Regions from separate parts of the Homo sapiens genome. Here region 2 is linked to region 1. A link is a contact called in ENCODE Hi-C or POLR2A ChIA-PET data. All regions are on one chromosome and are shown on one strand. Each heading gives the region's core, a stretch centred on a gene start or an enhancer-like site at or near the end of the contact. The rest is flanking DNA. Distances are from core to core; before and after follow the strand shown.

Evidence for each region. Hi-C counts contacts between places; a loop is a spot of excess contacts on that map. ChIA-PET counts read pairs that join two places held with the same protein, here RNA polymerase II (POLR2A).
Region 2: a map of psoas muscle shows a loop between it and region 1 (1.9-fold over the local background). The contact joins two enhancer-like sites. A Hi-C loop is called at or near these places in 3 of 168 maps with a recorded cell type or tissue (CD14-positive monocyte, psoas muscle and transverse colon). POLR2A ChIA-PET finds 5 or more read pairs at or near these places in 11 of 52 experiments (A549, BJ, HEK293T and 8 more).

Annotation. Positions count from the first base shown.
Region 1 is chr20:35,323,415-35,330,511 of GRCh38, forward strand. The region is part of intron 7 of UQCC1 (ubiquinol-cytochrome c reductase complex assembly factor 1); the gene reads right to left. Among named protein-coding and RNA genes, the nearest start is that of FAM83C, 35 kb to the left of the region's middle. Within about 2 kb of position 4,002, at least 6 of the 41 ENCODE cell types and tissues checked have a DNase peak (open chromatin) inside an H3K27ac peak, as active enhancers do.
Region 2 is chr20:35,366,000-35,373,096 of GRCh38, forward strand. UQCC1 (ubiquinol-cytochrome c reductase complex assembly factor 1) reads right to left here. Exons shown (of 10, transcript NM_018244.5): 6 at 558-615. Among named protein-coding and RNA genes, the nearest start is that of UQCC1, 42 kb to the right of the region's middle. Within about 2 kb of position 2,818, at least 5 of the 41 ENCODE cell types and tissues checked have a DNase peak (open chromatin) inside an H3K27ac peak, as active enhancers do.

The DNA.
Region 1 (7,097 bases), core at 2,752-5,251:
CCCAGAGCAAATCTTTCTCATGAACAGATAAATCAGAAATATGAAAAGGTAATTATTATTATCTATATTAAAGGAAAAGCCATATGCAAAGGTCAAAAAGTTTTCTCCCCTCATTTATTTTAATAGTCAAAAGTCTTTGTCTTACCAACCGTACTTAAGAATGAACATGGAGAAACCAGAGAGGTTTCAAGAAAGAATGTCAGATATATATGGTTACAATGGGTTGGCACTGGTCACAGGCCAGGGCGTTCAAGATTCTATGGCCAAGAGAAACACCCAGAGGCTATTCCATGGATTGGTCAGGTTGCCTCCATCATCTGCCTCAATGGGTCAGTAGATCTTAGAAGTACTGTGACACTGAGGTTTCTCTCTCTGCATTTCTTCCTTATGTTCAGGACCTACTCTTTCCCATTTCCACGAGTTGGCAGGCTGTTGATCCTAGAATGCTGTCCTCTCATCACAGAGATGGGCACATAGCTGAAGCTTAGCTAATCTGACTCTTGCTTCTGAGAGTACAAACAACCAAATATAAAAGGAAGCTACAGTTGGATCACCCTTGGCAGGGCACAGTGGCTCATGCCTGTAATCCTAGCACTTTGGAAGGCCATGGCAGGAGAACTGCTTGAGGCCAAGAATTAAAGACCAACCTGGCCAACACAGCAAGACCTCATTTCTAAAAAATAAATAAATAAAATAGTAAAGTTGGGTCACCCCAAAGAGACTATACATAAGTTCCTATTGCTAAGATCCCTTAGCTGCCCTGTATCTTTCCTTCCTGAGCTCTGTTGTTAAACTCTCCATTCCATGAGCCTTAGTTACCTTCCAATAAATCCTTTGTTTGCTTAAATTAGCTAAAGTCAGCCTCCCAAGTAGCTGGGATTACAGGCACGCACCACCACACCCAGCTAATTTTTTTTTCTTTTTCTTTTTGAGACGCAGTCTTGCACTCTTGCCCAGGCTGGAGTGCCGTGGCGCCATCTCTGCTCACTGCAAGCTCTGCCTCCCAGGTTCACGCCATTCTCCTGCCTCAGCCTCCAGAGTAGCTGGGACTACAGGTGCCCACCACCACGCCCAGCTAATTTGTTGTATTTTTAGTAGAGACGGGGTTTCACCGTGTTAGCCAGGATGGTCTCGATCTCCTGACCTTGTGATCTGCCCGCCTTGGCCTCCCAAAGTGCTGGGATTACAGGCGTGAGCCACCGCACCTGGCCGAGCAAGATAATTCCATTTACACCCACTAGGATGGCTATAATTTAAAAAGAAAAGAAAAATAAGTATTGGCAAGGATGTAGAAAAACTGAAACCCTCATGCATTGTTGAAGAAAATGTAAAATGGTACAGCCACTGTGGAAAACAGTTTGGCGGTTTCTCAAAAGGCTGAACATAGAACTACCATATAGCCCAGCAATCCCATTCCTAACTATATGTCCAAAAGAATTGAAAGCGGGAATTGGAACTGATATATTTGTACACCAATTTTCATAGTAGTATCATTTATGATAGCCAAAAGGTGGAAACAACCCAAGTGTCCAATGACAGGGATAAACAAAATGTGGTACACACATACCAAGGGATATTATTCAGCCATAAAAAGGCATAAAATTTTGATATATGCTATAACATGGATGGACCTTAAAAATGCACTCATAAATGCATTATGCTTAATGAAATAAGTCAGACATGGAAGGACAAATATTGTATAATTTGATTTATATGAGGTACTTAGGTACCTTCAGAGACAGAAAGAAGAATAGTCTACCTGGGGCTGATGGGAGGAAGAAAGGGAAAATTATTATTTAATGGGCACAGAGTTTTTGTTGGGGATAATGAAAATGTTTTGGGTATAGATAATGAAAATTGTTACACAACACTGTGAATGTACTTAATGCCACTGAATTGAGCATTTATGAATGGTTAAAATGATAAATATTATGTATGTATATTTTACCACAATAAAGGAAATCCCAGTTACAAACAGTTCTTCTCAGACAGGCATTTCAATCTGTGACTTAACCATGTGTGTATTAAAGCCTCTCTTAGGACACTTATCCATTTGGCACAGTGGTATCATGAGCTAACTGATGTTCCTCACCAGACTATAAACGGTCTTGGTACAGAATTCTACGTTGCATTGTACATGTTTGATAAGCACGTATTGAGTAACTGCTGTATTCTACTGTGGTATATGCTGGAGGTAAAAAAATCAATAAAACACAGTACTTGTCCTCAAGAAGTTTACAATCTCACGTGGGAGACACACCTAGCACGTTGTATGTACAAAACGGTAATGGTATAGGGACTGAAAGGCTTGAGAGAAGAGGCAACATTTATTACAGTGGGTATTAAAGGGTCAACAGGTATGTTCAGACAGAAAGAATGGTATGTGTAAAGGCACAGGGAGGTGAACAAGTACAGCATTTTCAAAGGGAAGTTTGTAAAAAAAAAAACAAAAAAACACACACAAAAAAAACAAAAAAACACAGAAGCTGCTCATGGTGGCAAGAATCAGAAGGTGGAGCTGGAAGGGCAGTTTGTGTGAGATTGTAAATGGCCCTGAACGCCAGCCACATGAAAGAAAGAACAAGGAAGGGGTTTAAGCACAGGGAAATTGCATGGACAGATTTATTTTCAAAAAGTAACCCTAGAAGTACAGATCACAAAGTTGGGGGAAGGTCCAGAGGCAGGAAAACCAGAGGAGGCTGCTACAATGGTGTAGATGAGAGTCTGTAAGGAACTGAAACAATGTGAAGTGACAACACGAACAAAGAGGAAGGCATGCTTTCAAGAGAAATGACTACAGCCAGAGCAACGGGATTTGATTATCGAGTAGATGAGGAGGAGGAAAGGGGAGGCCATGACTTGCATGTAATCAGACCTCACTGAAGAAAGTGGAGAGAACAGAAAGATGAAAACGGAATGCAAGTTATATGCAATCATACACTGATGACTTTCTGACCCTGGCAGTGCCAAGCGCAGACAACCAGTCTTGTATGATTTTAGCAATCACCATGCCCTTCATGTCTCCTATGTTGTGGTAATGGAAAATCTTACTTGGATAAGATGTAATATGAGCAAGATGTGTATTTAGTTTGAGCCCGGCAGGCGTCTCCAGTGGAGCACAGGCATAACACACCAGGGCCTAGGAGCCTGAGCCCCTTTTCCAGTAATTTGTTCACTACATGTAGGTCGGTATCATTACTCCGGGCCCTCTGCATTCTGACTGCAGCCATGAGGTCTGATTACCGTCAGCAAGAAGACGCTGACACACTCAGGTTTCCAGAGACACTTGGAGGCTGCTAATTGCACCCTGAGCCTCATGACTGCATTTATGAGCGCAGAAAAGCTGCAGGCACTACTTGGCTTTTTTAATTATTTTCTATTAAATTTAGGCAGACTGGGTACAGTGGAAAACTACAGGATGCTTGTTCCACATCACTACCAACCATGTCAACTGCACAGACACAAAAGGCAAACAGGTGAATATAGATCAACAAGTTGGTCAGTTCTTTGCTAATAGAGCTGAGCCACTGTCACTTGTCATGGATGCTGAGGCCCTGAACAACCTAGAGGATCTAAAGGCAACACTGAGATCACTGACCCGAGTCCTTTCCCAGCGATCCTAAAATAGATATCATATTGCCCAGATGGCAACATTTTCTCAGAGGACCCAAAATTTAGCCCCTTACTGATCTTGAGGTTCCTGACCCTTCATCCAACAGCCCTGCCTTCTTCTTCTCCACAGCAATGAAGAGTGAAAGGGGCGGGGTCACCCTAATGAACTGAATCACAGGAGTTAACTGCTAACTCCACCTGGGCACAATGGGTCAGACCAAAGTCTAAAGCTCAAAACAGTAAAGCAGACATTTACATTGTTTCACACAGGTCACAGAATGTTTGTCTTTCACTGCTGTGTCCTAACTGCTCACTGTTCAGAGCTGTACAATTGCCAAAATACTGACCCAATGGTTATCTGAGAAAGAGGCTGTTCCCTGCTGAAGACATGAGGAAGCAAAGGCTCAGAAAGGTCAAGTGACTCACCCAATTATCACTTGGCTAATAAATGGTCAAGAGGTTCACAGAGACAAGGTCTTCTGGCTCCTAGTCCAAGTTTTTTTGTTTGTTTTAAGGCTCAAACAGAATTGCCACTCAGTGGATAGTTTGTACATTCCTGTAGAAGCATCCTGGGAATGGCTGAGCCTGGATCCCAGGTAGAAGCCATATGATCATTCTTACTTAAGTAGTGAGGTGGTCAAGGTTGAGGCCAAGAGTGAGGTTCAGATATCCCTTAAAATGGAATTGACAGAGCCGGGTGCAGTGGCTCATGCCTCTGTAATCCCACCACTTTGGGAGGTTAAGGCAGGCAGATCACCTGAGGTCAGGAGTTTGAGACCAGCCTGGCCAACATGGTGAAACCCCTTCTTTACTAAAAATACAAAAATTAGCTGGGCATGGTGGTGGGTGCCTGTAGTCCCAGCTACTAGGGAGGCTGAGGCAGGAGAATTGCTTGAACCAGGAGGCAAAGATTGCAGTGAGGTGAGATTACGCCACTGCAATCCAGCCGGGGCAACAGAACAAGACTTTGTCTCACAAAAAAAGGAAAAAAAAAAAAAAAAGCATGGAACTGACACAGCCTGTGAGTTCTGAGAGTGACTCCATCTTTATAGGGTAATTCTCTTTTGTCCTCTTTTCTCAGTAAAATGTTCTTAGAAAGGTATTTTATCCAAAGGAAAGAGACAAACTCAGTTAGAATGCTGTATGTTAAAGAGATGATCTCTTTGGTGTTCTGTATTTAAGTCCCAACTCAGACCTAGGAAACGCACTGAAATCTAAGTAAATTTTGGGCCCCAACAGCCCTGTTTCCCCACCTGGTGAGTCTGAAAGATTAATCACTCTGAGCCTCAGTTTTTCCATCACAACTATGCAAAACCACCTTTCCTTTTTCCTTTTCATATTAACAGATGAAAATGCCTAACAGTAAGTAAATTAGTAGTGGCAAACATCTATTTCACTCTCAGGCATTGTTTAAAGAACCTCACATGTGATAACTCATTTATCCCTCACAATGCTACAAGCGATGTAAGGTGGGTATTACAGTTATGTCTATTTTACGGAGAGAAAACTGAGGCATAGAAAGGAAACAGGCATAGAGACCTTGCCCAAGGTCACATGGCTAGGGCAGGATTTGAGTCCAAACTGGCTTCAGTATGTGAGCACTCTCAACTACTCTGTGATACTGCATTGGAAAGGAGGTTATAAACTCAACCCAATCCCCCACTTGGAGATGAGAGCCTGGAAGTCTCTGAAGCTTCTCTCAGGACCTTGGGGCTCACCTACTCTCCTGCCTCATCCTCCCATTACACTCAGCCCTGCCCTGGGATAACTCCTGGAAGAAGCCTGCAGTGAACACAAAACAAAAAAGCAAGTGAACTCATATCTTTCTCGTTCGTCTGTTTCGTGTGGAAGTGAATCCAGGAAAGATTCAACTTCCTTTCTCAGCATAAACTAGATTGTAAGCCCTGTAAGATCACTTATCTCTGGTATATTATCTACCAACCACATTCAGGGATTAGCATGTGGCGAGAGACAAAAATGTTCCTTGAATAAATGAATGAAACAATTCTTAATAAAACCATACAAATTAATAATGCTACTGGATCTAGAGGAAATACATTCAATATTGCCTTCATCAAATGTATTCAGCACTACCCAGGCATCAAGCACTGTTTTAGGAGCTGAGGCTACAGCAGTAAACAAGAGACAATTCCCGAACTCCGGGAGTTTAGGATGATTAGTCAGGCTGCTGAATGATTTGCAGAATGAATCTGAGATGAAGAGAGTCAAGAGGCAGGAGGACCAGTGAAGAAGCAGCCGACAGTGAGTTTAGGTGAGAGGTCAGGACTGGATCTGAGCATCAGTAGGACAGTTGAGGCCCTGATAGTGGTTGTTTTAAAGAAGGGCTCCTTATAGTTCCTCCTGCTCCTTTGAGAACCAGGCACGTCACATTGATGGCAAGGATCACTGACATTCAGAAAGACCAGCTAAAGAGAGGACAATGAACATGGAAAAACAAGTCCCTCCACTCTAGCTGGGCCCCTTCAGCTCCAACCAACCCCACAGGGCCATTCACTCAGCATTTTGGGGGAAACAAAGTGAGAAAAGAGTGTTACAGCTGCCTCATCAATGGATCCAGAAATACTCATGGCACACCCAGGGCAGCTGAAAGAAACATCTGTCTCTACTGTATCCTAGGTCTGACCTCAGAGCCTCCAGAACTTTTTTACATAGCCCCACCCAGATCCTGGCGGAGCTACTGCCCTCTGGTGGTACCCAATGCAGGGGTTAAGCCCACAGGAGAAAAGAGTCTTGTGGTAGGACATGGAGTGAGAGGCATAGTCAACCCCAAGAGCTCGTCACAGTGCCTGTATGTCTTACTACTGCAACCACTGCTTTTTCCAAAGACGCTATTTACAGAAAACTCTGGTTAAAATGCAAGAGTTATCTGGGACCATTAAAACAGATCCTGTTGGCAACCCTTAACGATTTGGCATGAATTTAATCAGGTAAACTGCAGTGTAAGTATAGAATTGATTCTAAGAAGATAGGGTTAGGAATAGACTCTGTGAGTTCACTCACTCATTCACCATTCAACCAATATTGGATGGAGGCTTACCATGTGCTAAGCACTGTGCTAGACACTGGAATGCTGACCTTAAGAGAAAAGGATCAGGAGGTCTTTGATTGGAGGCTTTTCCCAGCAACACAAAATGCAGGGTGTGTGTAGTGGCTCTAGAGAACAGCAAAGATGATAGTATCAAGTAACGAAAAGAGCAACAGAATCAATCAAGAGAAGTGAGTTTTAGTCTCTGCTACTACCGCTACTATATGACACTGACCAAGCCTTTTTCCTGACCAGGACTGAGTGTCCTCACTTGGAAAGGGTTGAATTAGGATCATCTTTGTGGCTGTCAAGCTTCTAGGAGCTTGGCGGCCACTGAAATGATTAGGAGATGGCATAAAATAAAAACACTGACTGCTTGGCAATTCTGACCAGCTAGGGCTAGCCCTGGGTGGGGCTTCCTGCCATCAGCCAGGGCAAT
Region 2 (7,097 bases), core at 1,568-4,067, 41 kb after region 1:
GTAACATTAGATGAAAAATTGATTTTTTTTGGCTACTTATTTCACAGCTGAAGAAAAAATATACTGTTTAAGGTGTTAAATATTTTTACATGCAACAAACCTGGCATGAAGCTAACTTGTATGCACATTTTAGAGGTACAGGCGTAAATGTCAGTGCTATAATTTGTTATAGGTTTCTGATGACCAGCAATGAAAATGACCACGGATTCTCACAATTCAAACCACTTTTACGTAAATGTGAACTTTCCTAAAACAGCCAAGGGAGAGAAAACTTTCCATCCAAGCTCATAGAGTGTGTTAAGAGATACTGATAGCATTGTTCACTGGGTTAGGTGTTCTCTGAAAAAATCCTACAAATATTAGTTTCCTTCTGGGCTTATGCTTTGACCTTTAATAAAAATGTGCTTCAAGACACCAGTTATTAAAATGAAAGGAACAGTTTTTAACACCTGAACAACTGCCATTTCATATAATCAGCCCTCCTGAAGGCTATACCTTACAAGTCAGCAGTGTTTAAAAAAATACATTTGGTGACTTCATTTAAATTGCTCACTTACCAGACGTGGAGTAGGGTTATAAGAAACCATGAATTGAATGTATCAGGCATCTGACACCCTAGAAAATAACAATAAGGTATAAGTATGTGAGGGTTTAAAGGAAGCATATTGACCATATATTAAATATTGGCAGGCACGGCACTTATGGTGCTCTCTGATTATGCTATTGCAGAAAAGTCCAGTAGAACAATAGGGCGAGACCACAGGATAAAAGAACTTTGAATCATAGCACGCCAGGAGTAAAAGAAAAAAAAAGGATGGATGCGGTGGCTCATGCCTGTAATTCCAGCACTTTGGGAGGCCGAGGTGGGCAGATCACCTCAGGTCAGGAGATCAAGACCAGCCTGGCCAACATGGCGAAACCCCATCTCTACTAAAAATACAAAAATTAACCAGGCGTGGTGGTGGGCGCCTGTAATCCCAGCTACTGAAGAGGCTGTGGCAGGAGAATTACTTGAACCTGGGAGGCGGAGGTTGCAGTGAGCCAAGATCACGTCACTGCACTCCAGCCTGGGCAATAGAGTGAGACTCTGTCTAAAAAAAAAAAAAAAAACAAACAAAAAAACAACCCATTGAATTTAGTCAGACCACCAGCCTTCTAGTTCCAGCCCTGTTACCAGCTTGTTATGTGGCCTTGGACAAATCACTTCTCCCCTTTGAGTCTTGGTTTTCTCACTTTGCAGAATGTGGCCTAGATGATTTCTATGGTTCCTTCCAGCTTCCGTGTGCTTCTACAGTATTTTCCCTCCATGGGCTTGAATTCTGAAAAGCTAGGCAAACACTCCCTTACTTTTTTCAGTTGGGCTCCACTGAGAAGCTTAAGTCTTTCTAGTATCCTTTTCCTGTCTTCTTTCTCTAAGGTACCCAATGTGCTATGGATATGGGTGTGCTAAATGATTTGCCCAAAAGAAATGACCAGGAGCTGGGTGCAGTGGCTCACACTTGTAATCCCAGCACTTAGGGAGGCTGAGGTGGGTGGATTGCTTGAGCCCAGGAGTTTGAGACCAGCCTGGGAAACATAGTGAGACCCCATCTCTACAAAAAACTACAAACATTAGCTAGGCATGGTGGCATGCACCTATAGTCCCAGTTACTTGGGAGGCTGAGGTGGAATGATCACTTGAGCCAGGGAGGTAGAGGTTACAGTGAGCCAAGATCATTTAACTGTACTCACGCCTGAGTGACACAGCAAGACCCTGTCTCAAAAATAAGAAAAAAGAAAAAGAAAAGATCAGGCGAAAAAAATCAGGGCTCTAGGGAGCTGCAGCTGAATAAGAAAGCATATTGTACTTACTGAAAGGCTGTTCATCACCCCCCCAGAAATGACAAAACTGGGAAGGGCTTCTCCTTGGTTTCAGATCCCACAAATTAGTTCTGTGCTCAGACATCAAAGCCTCTCAATTCTCACTCAGCTAAGAAAAGCCTCCTGCTGGATGAGGGGTCTCCCACTGAATGTGCCCGCCTTATTACATAACAGGGAGAAAAGCCAGAGCAAGAGGAAGATGCAAAAAGAGAATAAGTGGGGAATTTGGGCCCTTATGGTAGAATCTGTCCTTTGGGGCAATGACTCAAGAAAGAAGCGCTATCCTCTGCTTTTCAGCAACCATCAAGGTACATGATGTACTAAATGATAACAAAGAGGGGACACTAGGAGATAACACATAGGCCCGGACCCCCATGAGGTACATTAACAGCACCAATAATAAAGAGCTGTAATTCACTGCGGGCTTACTATGTGCCAGATGTTCTACTGGGTTCTTTACATCCATGAGCTCAATGAATCCTCCCAATAACCCTGAGGTAGGCATTGATATTATCCCAAATTGACAGGTAAGAAAACTGACTCAGAGAGACCAAGACAATTGCTGTTCAAGGTCATACAGCTATGAAAAGAGACACCTGAGATCAAATTCAGATCTACTTGATTCCAAACACTGTGTTCTTAATCCTGCTCTAACAGCCTCTCTAATACCACTATCAGAAACTAACTCACTAAGGGCCCATCTGCATACCAGATCTACTGCAAGCCATGTCAATACATTATCTCACTCAATCCTCACTTTAACCCTGGAGGGAAGCATTATAATCCTCATTTTAGAGATGAGGAAACAGACTCAAACTAAGTAACGTGTGGGCAGCCACAATATTAACAAGCTAGTGGCAGGGCTGCAGTTTGAATCCAAGTCTGTCACAAAGTGACACCAAAATACTTTGGTGAGCTTACTGGGAGGTGCCTAGCAGCTGTCAAGTCGACTTCCTCTCAGAGCCCAGCAGGAGGGAGCTGAAGGCTGGCCTGGCCAGCCATACAGCTATTAAGACACATGCCATCTGAGAATGGGCCAACCACCCTCCACCTAGACAAGAATAGCCCTGAGAAACTCTGAAGCCCGGATCTGAAGTTGGGTCTTTTTTGGATGCTAGAACAAAACATTAAAAAGAAAAATTTTCTTGGAAGTCTGTCTTTCAATCTGGAAAATGAAATTTGGCTGCTTCTAAAGGACAATCTGTTCAATTGCTACCTCTACATCAAAGCTTCTCAGCAGCCTCCAGGAGCCTTTCCAATTTTCTCAGAGAGGGAATCAGTTCTTGGGCTGGAAAGCACAGACAGACAGGCCAGCAGCTGGACTTGGGTCACCATTTCCCCTTCTGGGGTCACCTCAGGGCTGAGGGTGGGAAAAGTGCTGGCATATGATTGAGTCCCTATACACACTGGTGTCAGAACAGAAACCCACAGGGTAAAGCCCTAAAAAGTAACACCATTGACTGTTGACTGTGAACTATGCAAAAATACAGCAGATTCTTTAGTTCAATGAAATGCATTTAAACACTTCAAAGTTAAAACCTGCTGTAGTATTTTGCCATGATCACACTCTTGCTCCAATGCACATTCAGTGCTTTAGTTTCTGAAGCTAGGCACTTTCTTTCTTGACATCAAGTTGGATACAATTAAATAGTTCATTACTGTTATGGGGTGGCAGCATAACACAGTTGTACATTTAATGTGGGGTCAGACTGCCTGATTCAATTCTTTGACTCTACCTCTCACTCACTATGTGACACTGGGTAAAATTACTCAATTTTCTTCTCTGTAAAAATGAGAAAAACAAGATAACTGACCTTGTAAGATTTTTGTGAGAATGAGATAAGGCCTATAAAATGTTTAGCAAAATGGTTAGTATTAAGTTAGTAGGTACTCAATAAATATTCACTATTGTTGGTTTTCAGCAAATTATTTAAATAGTAGAATTGAAATTATCTTTGAAAAACCCCACTAATTATTTCAGATTGTATCAGTGATAAACCTCAACCACAGACTCAGAATGTATTCATTAAGGAGCCTCCTCTCCAAGGCCTCCAGTCTCTTAAGGGTTAAAGACAAAGCAGTCTGCAGACAACACTGTGGAATTCAACAGGAGCTCTACTGATTGACCACCTCTGCTCCAAAGTGCTCTTCACAGCAAACATCTCTAAAAGACCAGTCAGCAAACCGCAGTGTACTCATCAGTGCAACATGCTCAGACAAAAGACATCCTCAAAATATCTAAGAAACAGCGGGCTGCTGAATTCTCAGGACTCCAAAAGTTAAGCCCTAAAATACCACAAGTCCAAGTGAGCAATGACCACTTTAAAAAGTACAATCTTGGGAAGCAATATATATATACTGCTTTCTCTTGTTTCTTTTTTTTTTTTTTTCTGCCCAGGCTGGTCTTGAACTCCTCAGCTCAAGGGATCCTCCTGCCTTGGCTTCCCAAACTGCTGGGATTACACGTGTGAGCCACTGCACCCAGCCCCTTTCTCTTATTTCAAACCTGTCTGGCCTACTCTTTAGAATCCAAGCCACAGGAAAGTCAGTGTAATTATTTGAAAGATATTTGTCATCTTCTGCATCCAGAAGGTATATTCCAGATTTGTTCCCTTTTTATTCACTAGCCACAGTTTGGAAGCACTTTGGTTTGATATGAAAACTTAATCTACCCACAAATGACAAAGATGGGCCACAACAGAATGTAATAAAAATGAACATGCTATAGGTCTCAAAAGGAAATTCTCAAATTGAGTCTCAGAAAACCTGAAGAGTAGCGTTACTAAAAAATTTACTTTCTCCCTAGGTAACTACTTCAAAGACTAAGCTAAGACAAAGCTCACCAATAGATTCACACTATAATTAGTATAAACATCAGTTTCCAATACTAATAGAAAATCTCACAGAGGTAGTTTGCATTTAAATATAACAAAATACAAAAAATATTAAAATGAATTACATTTTCTAATTTGCAATTACACTCATTCACAGACAATATGTTATAGTGGAGAAATCCCTGGATTTTAAACCAGACAACACAGGTTCAAGGCTTGGCTAGGCAACCCTGGGTGAGTCACTTAGCCCCTTTGAGCCTCAACTGTTTCTGAAAACAAAATAAAACAAAATGAAAACAGTAATACAAGCCCTTCCTAGCCCACAATATTTTGTAACTCCTAAATGAGACAAATATAAAACCATACTATATGAGCTAATAGTATAAAACAGTTATTTATAAACTTTTCTTAAGTTTTATAAGTAGTTTACACCAGGCTATGAATTGAAACATGATATGTTAAATACGTAAAAAGTCTTATTATTCAATACTACAATATTAACTGAAGAACCTTCAATAATGAACAGCTGGCCAAGACAAAGTTATCTAGTAAACATCCTTTCAAAATAATTCTAAGAAATTTCTGAGTTATTTATTGAATCAAATATAAAATAGACATTAAATAGACATCTGAGGATGAGGGTTTTTTTTGTTTTTTTTTTTGAGATGGAGTCTTGCTCTGTCGCCCAGGCTGGAGTGCAGTGGTGTGATCTCGACTCACTGCAACCTCTGCCTCCCGGGTTCAAGTGATTCTCCTGCCTTGGCCTCCCGAGTAGCTGGGATTAGAGGCACCCACCACCATGCCCAGCTAATTTTTAGTAGAGGGTGGGGGTTTCACCATGTTGGCCTGGCTGGTCTCAAACTCCTGACCTCAAGTGATTCACCCACTTCAGACTCCCAAAGTGCTGGGATTACAGGCGTGAGCCACCGCGCCCAGCCTGAGGATGAGGTTTTAAAAAGACCTGATGAAAAATACTTCACACATGGATTCAAGAAGGCACTTAAAGAAAAAAAAAAAAAAAAAAAAAACAGGCTGGGCATGGTGGCTTATGCCTGTAATCCCTGCACTTCAGGAAGCTGAGGCAGGATCACTTAAGGCCTAAGACCAGGAGTTCAAGACCAGCCTGGGCAACATAGTGAGACCCTGTCTCTACAAAAAATAAAAATAAAAAAATGACCCAGGCATAATGGCATGTCTTTGTAGTCCCAGCGACTCAGGAGGCTGAGGTGGGAGGGTTGCTTGAGCCCAGGAGTAAAAGGATGCAGTAAAAGGGCTAGAGCCACTGATTCCAGCCTAGGTGACAGAGCAAGATCATCTCTTAAAAAAAAGAAAAAGAGGCCGGGTGTGGTGGCTCACGCCTGTAATCCCAGCACTTTGGGAGGTCGAGGTGGGTGGATCACAAGGTCAGGAGTTCGAGACCAGCCTGGCCAATATGGTGAAACCTCGTCTCTACTAAAAGTACAAAAAAATTAGCCGGGCATGGTAGCACATGCCTGTAATCCCAGCTACTTGGGAGGCTGAGGCAGAATTGCTTGAATCCGGGAGGCAGAGGTTGCAGTGAGCCGAGATCACACCACTGCAGTCCAGCCTGGGTGACAGATTGAGATTCTGTCTCAAAAAAAAAAAAAGAAAAAGAAAAAAAGCAGTTTCTAATATTAATAGCTTCATCAGATAGAGAAAAAATATTTTTTCCTTTTGGACTAACTTATCCTAGACTAACAAAGAAGCAGGAAAATATTCTTTCCAGGTTATGAATAAAGAAGAAAGGAAAGGTGAACACTAAATTGGAATTATAATTCAGTATGGTATTTCAGTTTTTGGTGTCAATCTGCTGAGACAGTAAAATAAAATGATTTGTATTTATTTGATTTTTAAAAACCAAAATAGGCCAGGTCCCATGGCTCACGCCTGTAATCCGGAACTTTGGGTTGGGAGACTAAGGCAGGTGGATCATGTGAGGCCAAGAGTTTGAGACCAGCCTGGCCAACATAGCCAAACCCTGTCTCTACTAAAAAAAATACAAAACTTAGCTGGGCATGGTGGCGTGCACCTGTAGTCCCAGCTACTCAGGAGGCTGAGGAACAAGAATCACTTGAAACTGGGAGGTGGAGGTAGCAGTGAGCCAAGATGGCACCACTCCACTCCAATCTGGGCAATAGAGCAAGACTCAAAGCAAGTCTCAAAAAACACGATGCAACAAAAAAATAGTTATTAAATAACCAAAACTGCACCCAGCTTTCTTCATTGTTGTGAACACAATTATATACAAATATTTGCTGCTAGAGAAAAATCTCAAATGTATACAGTTAGGTGTATGCTGCTTTGAGGATGTGACTATTACCACAGAAGTACACAGCATACATTTCCTTCCAAAACCTGTGGAACTGGAAATGATTTAATCTC